Regions from separate parts of the Homo sapiens genome. Here region 1 is linked to region 2. Evidence: read pairs that join two places in POLR2A ChIA-PET (ENCODE). Cell type or tissue: B cell. All regions are shown on one strand. Links, peaks and the distances in the headings refer to the core of each region. The heading gives the core; the rest is flanking DNA.

Region 1 (11,152 bases), core at 4,157-8,156, 1.8 Mb before region 2:
AGAAATAGAAAAAAAAAATCCTAAAATCTGTATGCAATCTGTATGGACAAAGCATTCAGGGCCTTTGAGCAAAAGGAAGAAAGCTGGAGGCATCACACTACCTGACTTCAAAACATACCACCAGGCTATAGTAACCAAAACAGCATGGTACTGGCATAAAAGTAGACACATAGGCCAGGTGCAGTGGCTCACAGCTGTATTCCCAGCACTTTGGGAGGCTGAGGCAGGAGTTCACTTGAGGTCAGAGTTCAAGACCAGCCTGGCCAACAAGGTGAAACCCCGTCTCTACTAAAACTACAAAAATTAGCCAACCATGGTGGCTTTTGCCTGTATTCCCAGCTACTTGGGAGGCTGAGGTGGGAGGATCGCTTGAACCCGGGAGGTGGAGATTGCAGTGAGCGGAGATGGCGCTGCTGCACTCCAGCCTGGGCAAGAAGTAAGACTCTGTCTCAGAAAACAAAAACAAAAACAAAAATGGACACATAGACCAATGGAACAGAATAGAAAACCCAGATATAAATCCACGTATTTACAGCCAAATGGTTTTTTACAAAGGCACCAAGAATATACACTGAGGAAAGGACAGTCTCTTCAGTAAGTGGACCAGGAAAATTGGATATCAGCATGCAGAAGAAGGAACCTAGACCCCTGTCTCCCACCACACACAAAAATCAGCTCAAAATGGATTAAAGACATAAATGTAAGACTCGAAACTAGGAAAGTACTAGAAGAAAGCATAGAGAAAATGCCTCAGGACATTGGTCTGGACAAAGTGTTTTTTTTTTTTATAAGACCTCGAAAGCACAGGCAACAAAAGCAAAAATAGACAAATGGGGAATGCAACAAGCCAAAAACATCTGCATGGCAAAGGAAACAATCCACAGAGAGAAGAGGCAACCTATAGAATGGGAGGGAATATTTGCAAACTATCCACCCAACAAAGAATTAATGTCCAGAACACAGAAGGAGCTCAAATAACTCAACAGGAAGAAAAAAAAATACAATTTTTAAATGGGCAAAAGACTTGAATAGACATTTCTCAAAAGAAGACATGCAGATAGCCAACAGATAACATGAAAAACAAATGTTCAACGTTGCCAGTCGTCAGGGAAATACAATAAAACCACAATAAGATATTATCTCACCCCAGTTAAAATTGCTATAATCAAAAAGACAGAACATGGCAAATGCTGGCAAGAATGCAGAGAAAGGGGAACTCGGCCACTGTTGGTGGGGATGTAAATCAGTACAGCTGTTATGGAAAACAGTCCGGAGCTTCCTCAAAAAACTACAACTAGCGCTACCATATGATCCTGCAATCCCACTCCTGGGTATATGTCCAAAGGAAAGAAAATCAGCATGTTGAAGAGATGTCTGTACTCCCATGTTTATTGTGTCATTATTCACAATAGCCAAGATATGGGAGCAACCTAAGTGTCTATCAGTGGATGAATAGATAAAGAAAATGTGATACATATACACAGTGGAATATTACTCAGCCATAAAAAATAATGAAATATCATCATTTGCAACAACACGGATGAGCCTGGAGGACATTATGTTAGTGAATTAAGTCAGGCGCAGGAAGACAAATTGTCTCTCATATGTAGGAGCTAAAAAGTCAATCTCACAGAGGCAGAGAGTAGAATGGAGGTCACCAGAGGATAGAAAGGGGATCGGGGAGCAGAGGGGAGGAAGAGATTGGTTAACAAGTACAAAATGACAGCCGGATAGGAGGAATGATCTCTATCGTTCTATAACACAGCAGGAAGTCTATAGCGGACGATTTTTGTATATTTCAAAATAGTTAGATGGGAAGATTTTGAAAATAGCTAGTGTTCCCCCAACACCAAGAAATGACACATGTTTGAGCCTTCAGATATTAACACCCCAGCCGACCTCAAGAAGAGCAGAGACCGGCTCTCCCAGGGGGACCCTGCCTAGACTGCGGATTCGTGAGCAAAATCAATGCTGTTTAAATCCACTAAGACGTTTCAAAGTCATTTGTTATGGAGCAGAACAGATAGGTATTCCATAAATATATGTTGAATGAATAAGGGAATAAACATTTCAGGGAAGACAGAGAAAGGAGAGGCTGCAGGGGAGACTGATGGGGGTGAGGAGGGTAGAGGGAATCAGAGAGTGAGAGTGAGTGACCTGAGGGCACACAGCAGGCTGGCGGCCAAAATTTTAAGTGTGGTGTCCCATGATGGATATCTTTATTCTGCCTTTCTTCCTTCCCTCCTCCTTTCCTTTTATATTGAGAATCTCCATCTCCCACATACACAAAAAGCTAGGAATACAAAAGTAGAAGATCAAGACCAATGAGAAAAGCAGAGGGAAATATGCCAAATGATGAGTTGTTGCTGATGAGATTCGGATTGGCCTGAGCTTCCTGGCAGCTGGGGCAAAAAGGGAAACAGGATACATTACTCAGTTCTCCTTACTGGAAAAGGAGAAGCATGTCAGTTTCTTAGCGAGATGGGTTTTCTTAACACCATGCCAGGCGAAAGCTCTTACGTGCTCTGCTGTAAGAGGCACTGGGTGACATCATGCCCTCAACAGCAAGCAAAGAAGTGGCTTCCTTGTTACTTAAAAGAACTTCTTCGCTGAAGGCCGAAGCCCAGAGCATGTCCTGACATCTTTACAGAACCTGGAGGACAGCATGGCCCTTACTGGGGTCACAGGCATCTGAGAGCATGTTTGAAATAATGATTCCAGGTCCCTCCATCGGAGAGACAGACTCAGAACTTGGGAGTCTATATCTTAACAGATACCCCAGGTGAGGCTGGTGTGTATCCAGGTTTGAGTTTCCCTCCCTAAGATCATCTTTCCTAAATCTCAAGAAAACACAGCCAGCCCCTGTCTTCTGCCTTTGCTCCCTCTGATCTTCCCAAGCTGCTGAGACATTCCACGGTATCCGCATTTTACAGATGGAAAGGCTGAGCCTGACTGATGCTGCTGCAGCTCACGGGTGGAGGCACTGAGGTTCAAAGCCAGGGTGACTCATTGGAATCCAAGGAGCTGCTGGCTGACACCAGAAAGAAGCTAGTCCTCCCAGCACTTTGGGAGGCTGAGGCGGACAGATTACCTGAGGTCAGGAGTTCGAGACCAGCCTGGCCAACATGGTGAAACCCCACCTCTACTAAAAATACAAAAAAATTAGCTGTGCATGGTGGCGCATGCCTATAATCCCAGCTCCCGGGGAGGCTAAGGCAGGGGAATCGCTTGAACCCGGGAGGTGGAGGTTGCAGTGAACCGAGATTTCGCCATACTCAGGATTTTGCCTTCTGGAGTGTAAAGTCAGACAGGGGCACTTCATGTGACACACATCAGCCCTTCACAAACACGACCCAGCCTCATTCCTTCAAGAAGCGTGTTTTGACCATCTATTGTGTGCCAGGTTGTTGTAAGTGCTGGAGATGCAGCAGGAAGCCAGACCAGCCCAGTGTACTAACTAGATGTAATATATTAACTGTATTTTCTTACTTTCTATATTCTTGAGGCTCCGGCATCTGGGACCTCGTGACTAAGAATTAGCACCTCTCCCAGGGTTAGCTAATTCCTAGAGAGAGAAAATGACTTTCACATGCAAACCAACCAATTCTGAGGTGCCCCTGTCTAGCTTTACACTCCAGAAGGCAAAATCCGGAGCATCTTTTCTTTTCTTTTTTTTTTTTTCCATTCTGTTGCCGAGGCTGGAGTGCAGTGGTGAAATCTCAGCTCACTGCGACCTCTGCCTCCCAGGTTCAAGTGATTCCCCTGTCTCGGCCTCCCACGTAGCTGGGATTACAGGAACACACCACCACGCACAGCTAAATTTTTTGTATTTTTAGTAGAGACGGGTTTCACCATGTTGGCCAGGTTGGTCTCGAACTCCTGACCACAGGCAATCCACCCACCTCGGCCTCCCAAAATGCTGGGATTACAGGCGTCAGCCACCACACCCAACCCTGAGTATCTTTCAAAATACCCAGCCCTGGCCCCAGCACAGTGGCTCACGCCTGTAATCCCAGCACTTTCGGAGACAAAGCAGGAGGATCCTTTGAGCCCAGGGTTTAGAGACCAGCCTGGACAACATGGCAAGACCCCTGTCTCTACAAAAAAAAAAAAAAATTAGGCATGGTGGCATGTGACTGTAGTCCTACTACTTGGGAGGCTGAGGTGGGAGGATCGCTTGAGCCTGGGAGGTCAAGGCTGCAGTGAGCTGTGTTTGCTCCACTGCACTCCAGCCTGGGCAACAGAGCTAGACCTTGTCTCAAAGAAACACAAAACACAAAATCATCCAGCCCTGCCCTCAGAGCCCACAGAAGTGTTTCGGCCACTCAGTTTTCAAAGCAGGAGGACCCGGGGAGCCCCAGCGCTGCCCTGGGGTGGGGTTGGTTCTGGAGGGTGTCCAGCAAGTAGCCCTGGCCTCCCCCACGCCCCAGGGCCCATAAATGTGGACGTAGAAGCCAAAGACACAAGAACACAATGGCAGAAATGGGGACAGAGGGACCCAGCGATCACGTGTAACCGGAGATCCTGTGTGAATCCATTTGGTTGGAGCTCTACAATTATACTTTCGGGCAAAAAATGAGACTCCGTGGTAGACTGAAGCGGACACGGGTTTAACTACTGATTTCAATCTTTTAAAGGACTCCCACAGACACTGAAGGAGTGGGCTCCGAAAGAGCTAGAACTCACGTCCCAGAAAGATGAGTCAGCCTTAACCATGACCACTCAGAAGTCACAACCAAACTCTGGGCTGGAGCCCTGGCCTGCCACTGAGGACTCCCTGAACCTCAGTTTCCTGGTCTGTCAAATGGGAAACAGTCACCTTCAGATGACAGGATTGCAGGTTCCAGCCTTACCCTCCCCGTGGGGAGAGGGTCCTCCGGACTTTCCTCTTAGCCTGCCGTCCTCTCCCGTGCCCTGCTCTCCTCCTCCTCCTCTCTACTCAGAAACACCTCGGGCCTCTTGCAGCTTGACTTAAGTCAAGTTGCTTCTTTCCCGAAAACACCCTCTTCAACCCACCCCCTCGGGCTGCAGCGGATCCCACCTCTCCCAGCCCTCGTCCCTGCCCCACCTCACACCCTCCACTTCCTCCCCTCCTTTCCTCCCCACCGCTCACCCCCAGCCCCTTGCTGACCCCATGGACATTGGAGACCTCCACCTCCCAGCAGCCAGGGATATGGCCAGTCACTTCCTGGAAGGCCCTCATCTGGGAGCCTCTGACCACACCTGGGTTCCTTCATCCATCCCTCTGCTGCTCCCCCTTATTCCCATGATGGCCCCTCCAGGATCTCACAGGCTGGTCCCTTCATTCCCACCAGCAGCCCCCTCCTCCCCACCTCCCACCTCGATGCTGCCAATGCCAGGGGCTATGTTCCCAGGATCCCTTGCATCCAGGTGTGAGCATGGACCCACCCTGGCCACAGGGGCTGAGCGCAGCCAGGGTAGGCATGGTCAAGTCAGGATGTGACACCTGAGACTGCAGCAGCCATCTGTGACCTCAGGGAGGAGTGACACAGAGAGAGGCTGCCCCTGGTTTGTCTGGAACCTCCATCCATCCCACCCCATGACACACCTCCTGGGCCCGCAGGAGACCTTGGGCTTCCTCCAGGCCCCTACCGCAGTGACTTTGGCGCGGGGCAGAACCCAGGGCCCCTCTTCGTGCACGTGATACGCATGCATGCACTGGACCTGCAAGTGTGTTTTCCTGTCCCTAGCAGAAAAGGGCCCAGTCCCAAAACTACAGCTGCCTGGTTGGAAAGGGGAAGTGGGAGTCAGGGAGCAGCTGAGTCGAGGGTAGAGGCCCAGGGGCGTGGGGGAGAGGGAGAAACCCAAAGCAGAACTAGACCAGCCTCGTGCCCAGCGCCTCTGCATTCCCTCTCAAGCCACCCAGCCCTTACATTTGGCTGTTCCTACAGCCAGGGACACCGTCTCCTCACCTTCTCCCTCAAAAAGTCCTGTTTGACCTTCAATAGTGTCAAACTACTGATTTCAATCCTCAGACCAAACAGTCAAGACTCCAGATGAGCATTCATGCTCACTGAATGGGTTAAGAGCCCCTCTGTGCCCTGGGCTTATCGCAGAGCATGGGTGCTGGCTGTTTAATTTTCTGTCCCCAGCACCCAGCTGTCAGCCTGGCTCAGAGTCTGTGCTCAGAACTCGTAGCCATCTACGAGGTATGAGGTATGAGATAATCTCACCTAAAATTGTCCCTCCATTTGAAATCCCAGCACTTGATTCCCCCGCTTGGGTTGAAGTGCCCATAGATGCAGGATGCACACCATCTCCAGACGGCAGGACCAGGTGCTCAGACATCCGCGTGTGTGGCACACCTGTCACTCGAAGCTGGGCTATGTCCTTCCTGGCTTGCTTTTGCAATCCCTTCATCTACACAGGAGAGGAGGCCTGACTACATTCGCTTTGCAGACAGGGACACAGACGCAGAGGTAAAGTCGCAAATCCCACACTGGTAATGTTGGGATTTGAACCCAAGTCCAGGGGTTCTCAGGCAAGAGGGAGGTCACCTACGTGGGACACCGTTAAGGAGAAACGGAGAAGGCAGCTTTGGCCCCCACCCTGCTCAGCCTCTGCTAGGCGTCAAGGCTGGTGTGTGTTAACATGCGGAGACTGACATTCTGGGCTCCCGCAAGCACCCTGAATGTGGCCACCACCCTGTCCACCTTCTCTCCCCACGCTCCTCCCAACCCCTTTTCCCACAGCTCCTACCCTCTCTTTTGTTGTTGGTGGTGATGAATAAAATGTCTAAATACCAAGAAGATTCAAATCACCGTAAATCCTACAACACAGGGACAGTGACTGTCACCACATTGGTGACTGTCCTTTCCAGATAAGATCTTTCATCATCTGCTTACCTGGGAGGCAGTGAGTGGGCGAGCCACGAACCACATCCAGCCCATGGCGTTGGCCTCCACCATGTTCTCCAGCTCAGCATTTTGCCATTTTGTCAAACTACTTGAGGATGAATCTCACACAAAAGCAGATGAATGCAGCCATGCTTGGAAAACAGAGAAACCAGCCATCCTGTACTCTTGTCTCTCCATGGTGGCAGTCAGCTGGGGCCAGGACCAGCTGCCCACTTCATATGGGACAAGCCACTCCATTTTGCTACAGTCCCCACCGTTCCCCGCTGTGTCCCTAAGTGGGCCCACTCCCCTCATTTGCTTATTGTCTCACCCTTCAGGGCATTCAAGCTGGCAACCCCTGCTCTAGGCCTCTCCAACCGCTAACATCGATCAAAAACTGACGACAGACCGAGCGCCACTCCAACACACTTGACACAGCTTGACTCAGAGATCCCGTCACCAATGATATGAGGCAAGCACCCTTATTATGCCTATTTTACAGATGAAGAAACTGAGGCTCAGGGAGGTGAAGTCAATCACCTAAGACCATGGTAAGAAAGTGGCAAGGCTGGAATTTGAGCCCAGACCGTCTGGATCCCGAGTCTGGGCTCCCGATCCCCAGGCTACATGAAAACACACAAACTCACAGTTCTATGTCGAGGATAACTTTCCATGTTTATCAATATAACCTAGGATCAAAAATAGCAAGAGGGGGCCAGGTGCGATGGCTCATGCTTGTAATTCTAGCACGTTGGGAGGCTGAAGCGGGCTGATCACTTGAGGCCAGGAGTTCAAGACTAGCCTGACCAACATGGTGAAACCCTGTCTCTACTAAAAAAAAATACAAAAAGTTATCTGAGCATGGTGGTGTGTGCCTGTAGTCCCAGCTACTCGGGAGGCTGAGGCATGAGCATCATTTGAGCCTGGGAATCAGAAGTTGCAGTGAGCTGCCACTGCACTCCAGCCTGGGAGACAGAGAAAGACTCTGTCTCAATAAATAAATACATAGCAAGAGTGAATGTTGTTTTTATCTGCCTAGCTTTCCTTTTTTTAGAGAAATGCCCCTCACCTTGTGGCTCTGGTGGGCCTGTCCATCCCCTCTCACCTCCCTTCTGGCCACATGGCTGGGCACATAACCCAGGCCTGACCCATCATGCTGTTTCTCCCACGCTGTTGCAATGATTGTTCCAGGGGTGGGGCACATGACCCAGGCCTAGCCAATCACAGTCTTTTCCTGGGAAATTTCTCTTTGGTAAGCCCTCTCTCTGAAATCAAAGATGATTTGATGTGAGCCTGGAACTGAGAGACAGAGAGGGAGGGAGAGAATTAACAAGGACACTTAAGAGTCTCGGGTAGGCTGGGCACGGTGGTTCACGCCTGTAATCCCAGCACTTTGGGAGGCCAAGGAGGGCAGATCACGAGGTCAGGAGTTCCAGCCTGGCCAACATGGTGAAAGCCCATCTCTACTAAAAATACAAAAAAAAAAAAAAATTAGCCAGGCGTGGTTGCAGGTGCTTGTAATCCCAGCTACTTGGGAGGCTGAGGCAGGAGAATGACTTGAACCCTGGAGGCGGAGATTGCAGTGAGCCAAGACCGCACCACTGCACTCCAACCTGGGCAACAGAGTGAGACTCCATCTTAAAAAATAAAAATAAAAAAGAGTCTCTGCTATCTCTATCCCCAAGGCCAACCCCGTTCCAGACTGTTGAGAGACTGAGCCGCTCAGTTCCCATTTAAGCTGGTCTGAGTTAACATTACATACAACTGGAAGTAGATGCTTGAATCCTACATCGTAATTCTTCTCTTTCATGACTCGCACTGACCCATCATCCAGACACGGTACAATTTTTTTAACCATTCGCTCTCCGATGAGCCTTTGAGCTCTTCCCCAAATTCTCTGTTATCAGTGGTGCTAGGAGGAGCCTCTGCGTTACGGGCAAGTTCTAGAACTTGAACATCAGCATGTGCCCCACTGCCCTTGACCCCCATCCCTGCCTATGGCTTACTGGGTCGCAGGCCCTCCTTCCTGGATCCAGCTTCCTTCTCTCCCATTGCCCGTGCTCTTGGTCACTGGATGAGGAGTGACAGGTCTGGGGGAAATCAGGCACATCTAGAGAGATCTGTGCTCTGGAAACCCTACTCACAGCTCAGGTTCACAGGCAGACCTTCAGCAGTTTCAGGATGCTCCACTATGAGAGCCTCCAGGACGCTGTCTCCAGTTCTGAATCCTTGAGGAAAAAATCAGAAATCAGAGAAAATGAGAAAGGGGAAGGACTGCAGAGAGGATTCACTCCCCCAACACACACCTTGCCCACCACCTGCCACCTCCCATCTGGCCTAGTGACTCAACCATGTGCCCCATGAGGGCAGGACGTTTGTCTGTGCCAATGCCAGGAACAGTGCACGGCTCATAGCAGGCCTTCAATAAACATCAAAGGAATAAATAAATGAATGGATGGATGGATGGATGGATGGATGGATGGGCACTCTGACTGTGCAGCCAAAATGGGCTTAAGGGCAGATTCTGCTTCTAACTCACTCTGTTAAGTCCCTTCCCTCTCCCAGCCTCCGTTTCCCATCTGTAAGATGAGGCCATGGAATCAGACCTCCTCTAAGCTTCTTCCATCTCTCTCGCCCTTGGGCCATTGGCATCACGTGAGGAATTCTGAGCTTTTGGACAAACAGAAGATGTTACCCAGATGGTTTTGCTATTATTTGATTCAGATGCTAGACCCTTCCTATCTCTCCCTCAAAGGAAGTGCAGGGAGTGGGGAGGGCAGGTCGGTGAACTTCTGAAATGTTTAAAGTGACGCTTGTACAAGCTGAGTGTGGGGATCTGAAGTCAGACAGTTCAGGGCTTGAATCTGAACTTTGCTTTCTCCTGGCTGCGTGACCTTGGGCAAGTGATTTAACCTCTCTGAACTCAGTTCCCTCATCTATGAAAGAGGGGTTGTAATAATGTAATTTGTTGAATGGTGGAAAGGGTTAAATGAGATGACAAGCACTTAGCACAGTGTCTGGCACTCCATAGCAGGCACTCCAGAAATAGCAGTGATGGTTTTTTTAGGACCTCCCAGATCTCGTGTTTGGAGACTCTCATTTGTTGTCCCAGAACCAACTGCGGATCCCCTGCCTGGTACACAGGTGGGAACCAGAGCCTGATGTAGCGCAGAAGGACTGATCTCAGGCCAGAAAGTTTTAAGGGGATTCCTTCCCGTTTTCATCCTTCCTCCTACCTGGAATTTAGACATGATAGCTGGAGATCAAGCAGCCACTTTGGACCATGAAGAGAATTTGAGGACAGCAGCCGAAAGTTAGAAGGATCCTGGATCCATGCCCAGGCTGCTACAGGGCAGCCATGTGTTGCCCACTTCAGGTTTCTTTCTTGTAAGAGATCAATAAACCTCTAGTTTCTTTAAACCATTATTATTATTTGGGTTTTCTGTTTCATGTAGGCAAACCTAACCTGAACTGTCTCCATTTTGTAGATGATTTTAAATGATTAAAAATGAGGCTCGGAGGGGAAGGAAGAAGATCACACAGCTCACAAGAGCTGAGTCAGGATTCAAATCCAGTTCTCTGTGACTCCCCTGGGTCCAGCTTCCTGCTCTCCTCATTGCCTGTGCTATTGGTTCCCAGCAAATCTTGCAGCCAAACCTGGACAAGGAGTGACGGAGAAAATGATGAAGTCAGTTCTGCTAAACTCTTTGCTGCTCACAGTGAAAGAGTCCCTCCCTCCCAGGCTGTCTGCATATAAGCCGTTAAACATGACCAGCGTTGTGGGAAAGAGGGAGGGGAGGTGTCATCACAACGGACCTCACAGAGGAGGTGGTATTTGAGGTATGTCTTAGAGAATAAGACAGTAACAATAGCTGAACCACACAACCGTGACCATCCATCAGACAAAAGGGAAGTGTCAGATGCCAAACCGTGGCCTGGTCAAGACACATTTACTGGATCAGCCGCAAGATCAGGCAGCCTTCCCCAAGGCCATCCCAGGTTCAGTGGTTTACTAGGTGGACTCCCAGGACTCAGCTCATGGTCATACTTACGGCTATGATCTATGGCAGTGAAAGGACTCAAAGCAGAATCCGCAAAGGCGCCGTGGCGAAGTCCAGAGGAAACCAGGGGCAGCTTCCAAGAGTCTGCTCCCAAAAGAGTCACACGGGACACGCTCAATTCCTCCAGCAACAAGTCGTGAAAGCACCTGTGAGATGGGATGCTGCCAGGGACGCTAGGCAAATAGGTTAGGCCCAGTAAGCCACTCTCATCAGTTAGGGTGGTGGGAGCCCTCC
Region 2 (8,020 bases), core at 3,884-7,883:
TTCCTTTTGTGAGTTTATGTAATGGTTTAGCCAGGATGGCAAAACCAGGTATCCAAAGGCAAAAGTACTTAACCATGCGTAGGAAGGAAAGGAGTTGTTGCTTTGTAGAAGGGGCTAGGGTTTGGGAGATTTGCCAGACACAATCAGCAGGGAGATCACGCGTGTTTTCATGAAGAATTACAGTGAGGTAGGTAACGGATGGAGACAAAATTTGAGCTTTGGAGGGGGATACCCGATATCCTTTGGAGAATAAATGTTAAAGGAGCAGGAGGGTGTCTTGTTGAGAAGATTCAAAGGAGGGGCTATAAAGTAGAAGATCATCAAAATATTGAATAATGTGAGAAGTAGATGGACGGAAAGAAAGTAAATCATGAGAAAGAACCTGGCTGAAGTAATGAGGGCTGTCCCTGAAGTCTTGTGGCAGGACAGCCCAGGTAAGCTGCTGGGACTGATGGTGTCAAGGTCAGTCCAGGTAAAAGCAAAGAGAGGCTGGTATGAGGGGTGCAGGGGAACAGTGAAAAAAGCATCTTTAAGATCAAGAACGGAATAGTGAGTTGTGGAGGAAGGTATTGAGGACAAAGAGTGTACGGGTTGGGCACCACCGGGTGGATAGGCAAAACAATTTGGTTGATAAGGCACAGATCCTGAACTAACCTGTAATACTTGTCCAGTTTTTGGACAGGTAGGACAGGAGAGTTGTAAGGAGAGTTTGTAGGCTTTAAAAAGCCATATTGTAACAGGCTGGTGATAAGAGGCTTTAACCTTTTTAAAGCCTGCTGTGGGTTGGGATATTGGCATTGAGCAGGATAAGAGTGATAGGGGTGGGACAGTTTTATAGGATTTGGGTGAGTAGTGGAAAATTACAGTCAAAGGGGATTTTTCTCTTGCGGGCAGGGGTGGGGGTTACAAGGTGCTTGGTGGGGGAGCTTCTGAGACTCATTGTCCAGGAGAACGGATTTCACAAAGTAATGTCATCAGTTCAGGCAGGAACCGGCCATTTTCACTTCTTTTGTGGTTCTTCAGTGCCTCAGGCCATCTGGATGTATACTCGCAGGCTGGGCTCAGAGGACTGACAGGTAGGAATTTGGGAAAGATAAAAAAAAAAAATCAGAGCTTAGTCCTCACGCCTATAACTAAAAATAGAATCCTTAGCCCCCACTTACCAACTTTGGCCCCTAGTGGCCAAAGGTATCTCAGAAAAACCTTAAAACTGAGTTCCTGGCCATGATGGGAGGGGAGGTCAGGCACGCCTCATTATCACCCCTCCCTTTTGCAGTTTAGACACAACTGACCAGCAGTAATGTTAAAACAGAATCATAAGACCGGCAGAACCAGAACAGACTCTTCATGGCAATCAGATACCAAATCACAACCAGGACCTCAGGCCGTGCCAGGCAAGGGTGAGGTCACACACCCTACACTTCAACAGTCAACTCTGTTCTGCCTGCCACAAGGTTTTTCTTTTGCTTGTTTAGCAGCTAAACAAGAACTGCCTCGAGATAAAGAAGATGAAAACAATCGCAGCTCATCCAGCGCGCTGACACGGAGCAACAGAGCCCCTGCTCCACAGCCCTAACTCCAGCTTTCCCTGGGCAAGAGACTGATTTCAGTAACTTCCTCCAGATCAGAAGACCACTGACAACAGACTGGTTCTGCATGGTTTACAGACCTGGCAAATTTCGGTGCCTTCATGTCCTGAAAAGACCCTTTGACATACAGGCTTAATTGTAGTACATTTAAATATTGTCCTTTAGGAGGCCGAGGTGGGTGGATCACGAGGTCAGGAGATCGAGACCATCCTGGCCAACATGGTGAAACCCCGTCTCTACTAAAAAGGCAAACATTAGCAGGGCGTGGTGGCGCACACCTGTAATCGCAGCTACTCAGGAGGCTGAGGCAGGAGAATCACTTGAACCCAGAATACAGACGTTGCAGTGAGCCGAGATCTCTCCACTGCACTCCAGCCTGGTGACAGAGTGAGACCCCATCTCAAAAAAAAAAAAAATTCCTCATGAGAGAGTTAAAGTTCGTCTTATTCTCACACTGAGATTTTGGAATGAGCTGTGTATTTTACACGTGCCAAAGTCTCTAATCAGAGCCCTATTTCAGGTGCTCAGTAGCTTCTGTGGTCAACCTTCAACTCCACGGGACAATGCTGTTCCAATGGCCTCCCCAGCAGAAGACAGGCAGGGAACAAGGCTGACCCCAGAGGGCCAGGCCACAGCAGGGGCTGAGGATGCCTGGTGAATGGATGCCTGGGAGAAAGGATGCCAGAATTCGTGCTCGAGGACATGATGAAACAGGGAAAGACTCAATAGAATAAAGAAGGAAGGGGACGGGTGCGGTGGCTCACGCCTGTAATTCCAGCACTTTGGGAGGCTGAGGCGGGCGGATCACGAGGTCGGGAGTTCGAGACCAGCCTGGCCAATACGGTGAAACCCTGTCGCTACTAAAAATACAACATTTAGATGGGCATGGTGTCACGAGCCTGTAGTCCCACCTACTTGGGAAGCTGAGGTAGGAAAATCCCTTGAACCTGGGAGACAGAGGTTGCAGTGAGACGAGATTGTGCCATTGCACTCGAGCCTGGCTACAGAGTGAGACTCTGTCTCAGAAAAAAATAAAAATTAAAAATAAAGAAGGAAGGAGAAGGATGGAAGCGAATCTCAATGAACAAAATGCACTGGGACCTACTATGTACCCAGAAAAATGAAAAGTAAATAAATAAAATAAGGACTTGCATGGTGGTTTATGCTCATAGTCCTAGAACTCTGGAACTCTGGAAGGCTGAGGCAGGAGGATCGCTTGAGCCCAAGAGTTTGAGATCAGCCTAGGCAACATGCGAAACCCATCTATACAAAAAGATATGAAAACATACAAAAAAAATTAGCCAGGTGTGGTGGCACGCGCCTGCAGTCCCAGCTAATCAGGAGGCTGAGGTAGGAAGATCCCTTGAGCCTGGGAGGTCAAGGCTGCAGTGAGCCCAGATCGCACCACTGCACCCCAGCCTGGGCAACAGAGAGAGACCCTGTCTCAAAAATAAATAAATAAGGAAATGCCCTGGGGCTCCAGGCCCACTCTCTGCTCCCATCGCCCCACTCCCGCACTCCTCCTGCTCCTAGTCTGAGCTCCCCCTGCCTTCCTCCTCCTCCTTCCCAGGTCAATCCTGAGACCCATAGTCATGCAGAAAGGTGCTTCCTCTCTTGGTTCTGCGACAACACACTGTCTCCTAACAAAAACTACCAGGTCACCTGGTACACATCTTGGAGCCCTTGCCCAGAGTGTGCAGGGGAGGTGGCAAGTTCCTGGCCAGGCACAGCAACGTGAAGCTCACCATCTTTGCCGCCCGCCTCTACTACTTCCAGTGTCCATATTACCAGCAGGGGCTCCACAGGCTGAGTCAGGAAGGGGCCTCCATGGAGTTCGTGGGCTACAAAGGTGAGACGTGGGGGGCTGAGGTGACTGGGTGCAGGAGGGACAGCATGGGGGGCAGATGGGTCTCCTGATATGGTGAACACCACCCGGACTGCGTGTATGTCCCAAATTACAATTCTTTCTTTGCGAATGACATGTGAAATTTAGAGGCTCTTCTCCACACTTTAAATTTGACTCAATATTTTCAAGGCAGATGTAAGTTATTAGAGAATGAGACTCTCTATAAAAATGACCCCTTCATGCTGTGGCCTCCACAGAAGATGCCCCGAGTCACGTGCCCACATGGCAGGCATTTATTTTCTCACAGATCTGGAGGCTGCAAGTACACGTTCGCGGGGTGGGTTGGGTTGTTTGCTCTGAGGCCGCTCCTCCTGGCTGGCAGAGAGTCTCTTCTGGCTGTGTCCTCTGTGGCCTTTCCTCTTTGCACCTGCACCTCTGGGATCTCTCTGCCTCCAAATATCAACTTTTTTTTTTTTTTGAGACAGAGTTTTGCTCTTGCTGTCCAGGCTGGAGTGCAGTGGCACAATCTCAGCTCACTGCTACCTCTGCCTTCCGAGTTCAAGCGATTCTCCTGCCTCAGCCTCCCCAGTAGTTGGGACTACAGGCATGCGCCACCACGCCCGGCTAATTTTGTAGTTTTAGTAGAGATGGGGTTTCTCCATGTTGCTCAGGCTGGTCTTGAACTTGTGAGCTCAGGTGATCCACCCTCCTCGGCCTCCCAAAGTGCTGGGATTACAGGTATGAGCCATTGTATCCAGGCTTTTTTTTTTTTTTTTTTTTTGAGAGGAGGTTTCACTCTGTTGCCCAGGCTGAAGTGCAGCGGTAGAATCACTGCTCACTGCAACCTCTGCCTCCTAGGTTCAAGCAATTCTCCTGCCTCATCCTCCTGAGTAGCTGGGATTACAGGTGCCCAGAACCACTCTACTAATTTTTGTGTTTTTTAGTAGAGATGGGGTTTCACCGTGTTGGCCAGGCTGGTCTCGAATTCCTGACTGCCCACCTCGGCCTCCCAAAGTGCTGGGATTAAAGGCATGAGCCAGGGCACTTGGCCACCCTTCTCCTTGATGGACCCCCGCCAAGCGAATTTGTGCCCACACTAGAGGTCTCGTTTAAAGTAATCATCTCGGCCGGGCGTGGTGGTTCACGCCTGTAATCCTAGCACTTTGAGAGGCTGAGGCCAGCAGATCACTTGAGGTCAGGAGTTGGAAACAAGCCTGGTCAACATGGTGAAACCCCGTCTCTACTAAAAATATAAAAAAATTATCCGGGCGTGGTAGTGGACGCCTGTAATCTCAGCTACTCCGGAGGCTGAGGCAGGCGAATCGCTGGAACCCGGGAGGCAGAGGTTGCAGTGAGCTGAGATCGTGCCATTGCACTCCAGCCTGGAAGACAGAGTGACGCTGCATCTCAAAAAGTAAATAAATAAAAAATAAAAAGAAATTAATTATCCGTTGGCTGGGTGCGGTGGCTCACGCCTGCAATCCCAGCACTTTGGGAGGCCAAGGCGGGTGGATCACCTGAGGTCAGGAATTCAAGACCAGCCTGGCCAACACGGCAAAACCCCATCTCTACTAAAAATACAAAAATTAGCCGGGCGTGGTGGCAGGTGCCTGTAATCCCAGCTACTCGGGAGGCTGAGGCTTGAATCGCTTGAACCAGGGAGGCAGAGGTTGCAGTGAGCCGAGATGGTGCCACTGCACTCCAGCTTGGGCAACGGAGTGAGACTCCGTCTCTAAAAATATTAATTAATGAATTAATTAATCATCTGTTGAAAAGGACCTGTCTCCAAATACAACCACACATTGAGGTAGAGGGGTTAGGGCTTCAATATATTGATTTTTGGGAGAAACAGGGCAACATGGCAACAAGCCACAGTCACTGTGGGCGGGCCTGAGTGGGGAGTGCAGGGGTTCCTGTCCTATGTGTCTGTCTCCCAGGGGAGTCCCGACCTGACCCTCACAGCCCCTCCACTCAGACCTTCCTGCGTGCTCCACCCACCTCATTCCTCCTACACCCAACAGCACCCAGCCCTCCTGCCTCCTCATGCCCCTCCCTTCTGAAATCCCTCCCAGCAGTGCAGCTCTGGGCTAGGACACAGCCTAGGGAACGTGACTGAGAAAGAGCCAAGAAAACACTCAGTGATGAAGTTGGTGTTTAAGTAAGATTTTCAGTGAAAAGTAGAATTGGGTACTACATGGAGGCTTGAGATGTTCAGAGCTTTTTGAGAAAGCAGAACAGAAAGTAGAAGGGCAACCAGGAACCAGAGGTGCCAGAGAACCGGAAGCGCGGGCCCTCCGAGGAGACAGGGAGTGGGCACCTGGATCTTGGGCCTGTCAACGAAGAGTCAAACTCAGTAAAATATTTGAAGAGATGTATTCTCAGCCAAATACGAGTGACCACGGCCTGTGACACAGCCCTCAGGAGGTCCTGAGAACATGTGCCCAAGGTGGTGGGGGTGCAGCTTGGTTTTATACATTTTAGAGGGGCATGGGCCATCAATCAAATACATTTAAGAAATACAGGAGCTGGGCGCGGTGGCTCACACCTGTAATCCCAGCACTTTGGGAGGCTGAGGCAGGTGGATCACGCGTTCAGGAATTCAAGACCACCCTTGCCAACATAGTGAAACCCCGTCTCTACTAAAAATACAAAAAATTACCCGGGTGTGGTGGTGTGCACCTGTAATCCCAGCTACTCGGGAGATTGAGGCAGAAGAATTGCATGAACCCAGGAGGCAGAGGTTGCAGTGAGCCAAGACCACACCACTGCACTCCAGCCTGTGGGACAGAGCAAGACTCTGTTCCAAAAAAAAAAAAAAAAAAAGAAAAGAAAAGGCCAGGCGTGGTGTCTCATGCCTGTAATCCCAGCACTTTGGGAGGCCAAGGCGGGCGGATCACGAGGTCAGGAGATGGAGCCCAGTCTGGCCAACATAGTGAAACCGCGTCTCTACTAAAAATACACAAAAAGTTAGCCGGGCGTGGTGGTGTGCACCTGTAAACTCAGCTAGTCAGGGGGCTGAGGCAGGAGAATCGCGTGAACCCGGGAGGCAGAGGTTGCAGTGAGCCAAGATTGCCCCACTGCACTCCAGCCTGGGCGACAGAGCAAGACACAATCTCAAAAAAAAAAAAAAAAAGAAAAGAAAAGAAAAAGAAAAAGAAAAAAGAAAAAAAGAAACAAAAAAAGTAAAGAAAAGAAATACATTGGTTTAGTCCTGAAAGGTCAGACGACTCAAAGTGAGGGAAGCGGGGTTGGGGGGCTTCCAGGCTACAGGTAAATTTAAACATTTTCTGGTTGAGGATGGGTTGAGTTTGTCTAGAGACCTGGCATCCATAGAAAGGAAATGTTCAAGTTAAGATAAAAGACTGTGGAGACCAAGGTTATTTTGAAGTCTCATAATGGCTGCCTTTAGAGATAATAGATGACAAATGTTTGCTATTCAGGTCTTTAAAAGGTCCAATTAGTTAATCTGTTTAGGACTGGGAAGGCCTAGAAGAAAAAGATCCAGCTATGTTAATAGAGGTTCTTTACAGATGCAAATTTTCCCCCACCGGGGACAACTTTGCAGGGCCATTTCAGATATGGCAAAGAAACATGTTTTGGGGTAAAATATTTTATCTTTCTTCTTTGTCACATAATGTTGTGTCTGAGTCAGATTGGAAAGTAACTCACAATATATAGGGTTAAATAAAACCCATTTGTGCCAGGCGCAGTGGCTCATGTCTGTAATCCCAGCACTTTGGGAGGCCGAGGCGGGTGGATCATCTGCAGTCGGGAGTTCGAGACCAGCCTGGCCAACATGGTGAAACCCCATCTCTACTAAAAATACAAAAATTAGCCAGGCATGGTGGCGGGGACCTATAATCCCAGCTACTTGGGAGGCTGAGACAGGAGAATCGCTTGAACCCGAGAGGCGGAGGTTGCAGTGAGCCGAGACCGCACCATTGCAGTCCAGTCCGGGCAAGAAGAGTGAAACTCGGCCTCCATTAAAATACAATAAGATAAAAAAATAAAAAATAGAACCCCTCTGATGAGGATGTATGGGTTGTAAGGCATGACTCCCCAGACCCCTTAGATAGGATTTTGGGCAAGATTAAATAAAACAAATCAGAGCTTAGTCCAAAGGCCTATGAACTAAAAATAAAGTCTTTAGCCCCCACCGATCCCCCCCAACTTTGGCCCCCAGTGGCCAGGGGTATCTCAGAAAAACCTTAAAACTGAGTTCCCAGCCATGATGGGAGGGGAGGTCAGGCACGCCTCATTATCACCCCACCCTTTTGCAGTTTAGACACAACTGACCAGCAGTAATGTTAAAACAGAATCATAAGACGGGCAGAACCAGAACAGACTCTTCATGGCAATCAGATACCAAATCACAACCAGGACCTCAGGCCGTGCCAGGCAAGGGTGAGATCACACACCCCACACTTAAACAGTCAACTCTGTTCTGCCTGCCACAAGATTTTTCTTTTGCTCTAGCAGCTAAACAAGCACTGCCTCCAGATAAAGATGAAAACAATCCCACCTCACCCAGCGCCCGGACACGGAGTAACAGAGCCCCTGCTCCACAGCCCTAATTCCTACTTTC

What was found. Peaks named below come from ENCODE experiments on the same cell type or tissue, not always from the same donor. Only the 100,000 strongest peaks of a DNase experiment are listed, where the experiment ranks them.
Region 1: POLR2A ChIA-PET joins it to region 2 with 9 read pairs; 1 of 35 experiments calls an interaction of 5 or more read pairs at or near these places.

What each region holds. Positions count from the first base shown.
Region 1 is chr22:37,268,962-37,280,113 of GRCh38, forward strand. No RefSeq gene overlaps it. Among named protein-coding and RNA genes, the nearest start is that of CYTH4, 8.0 kb to the right of the region's middle. RefSeq lists an enhancer at 5,522-5,691. In B cell, for the core only: no CTCF peak of the experiment used is centred there; a DNase peak (open chromatin) is centred at 5,720; H3K27ac peaks cover 430 bases.
Region 2 is chr22:39,067,234-39,075,253 of GRCh38, forward strand. LOC107985563 (a long non-coding RNA gene) reads left to right here. Exons shown (of 2, transcript XR_001755547.2): 2 at 1,476-2,742. Among named protein-coding and RNA genes, the nearest start is that of APOBEC3G, 6.0 kb to the right of the region's middle. RefSeq lists enhancers at 2,339-2,842, 2,843-3,347 and a silencer at 5,593-5,672. In B cell, for the core only: no CTCF peak of the experiment used is centred there; DNase peaks (open chromatin) are centred at 5,598 and 6,408; H3K4me3 peaks cover 1,430 bases; H3K27ac peaks cover 3,963 bases.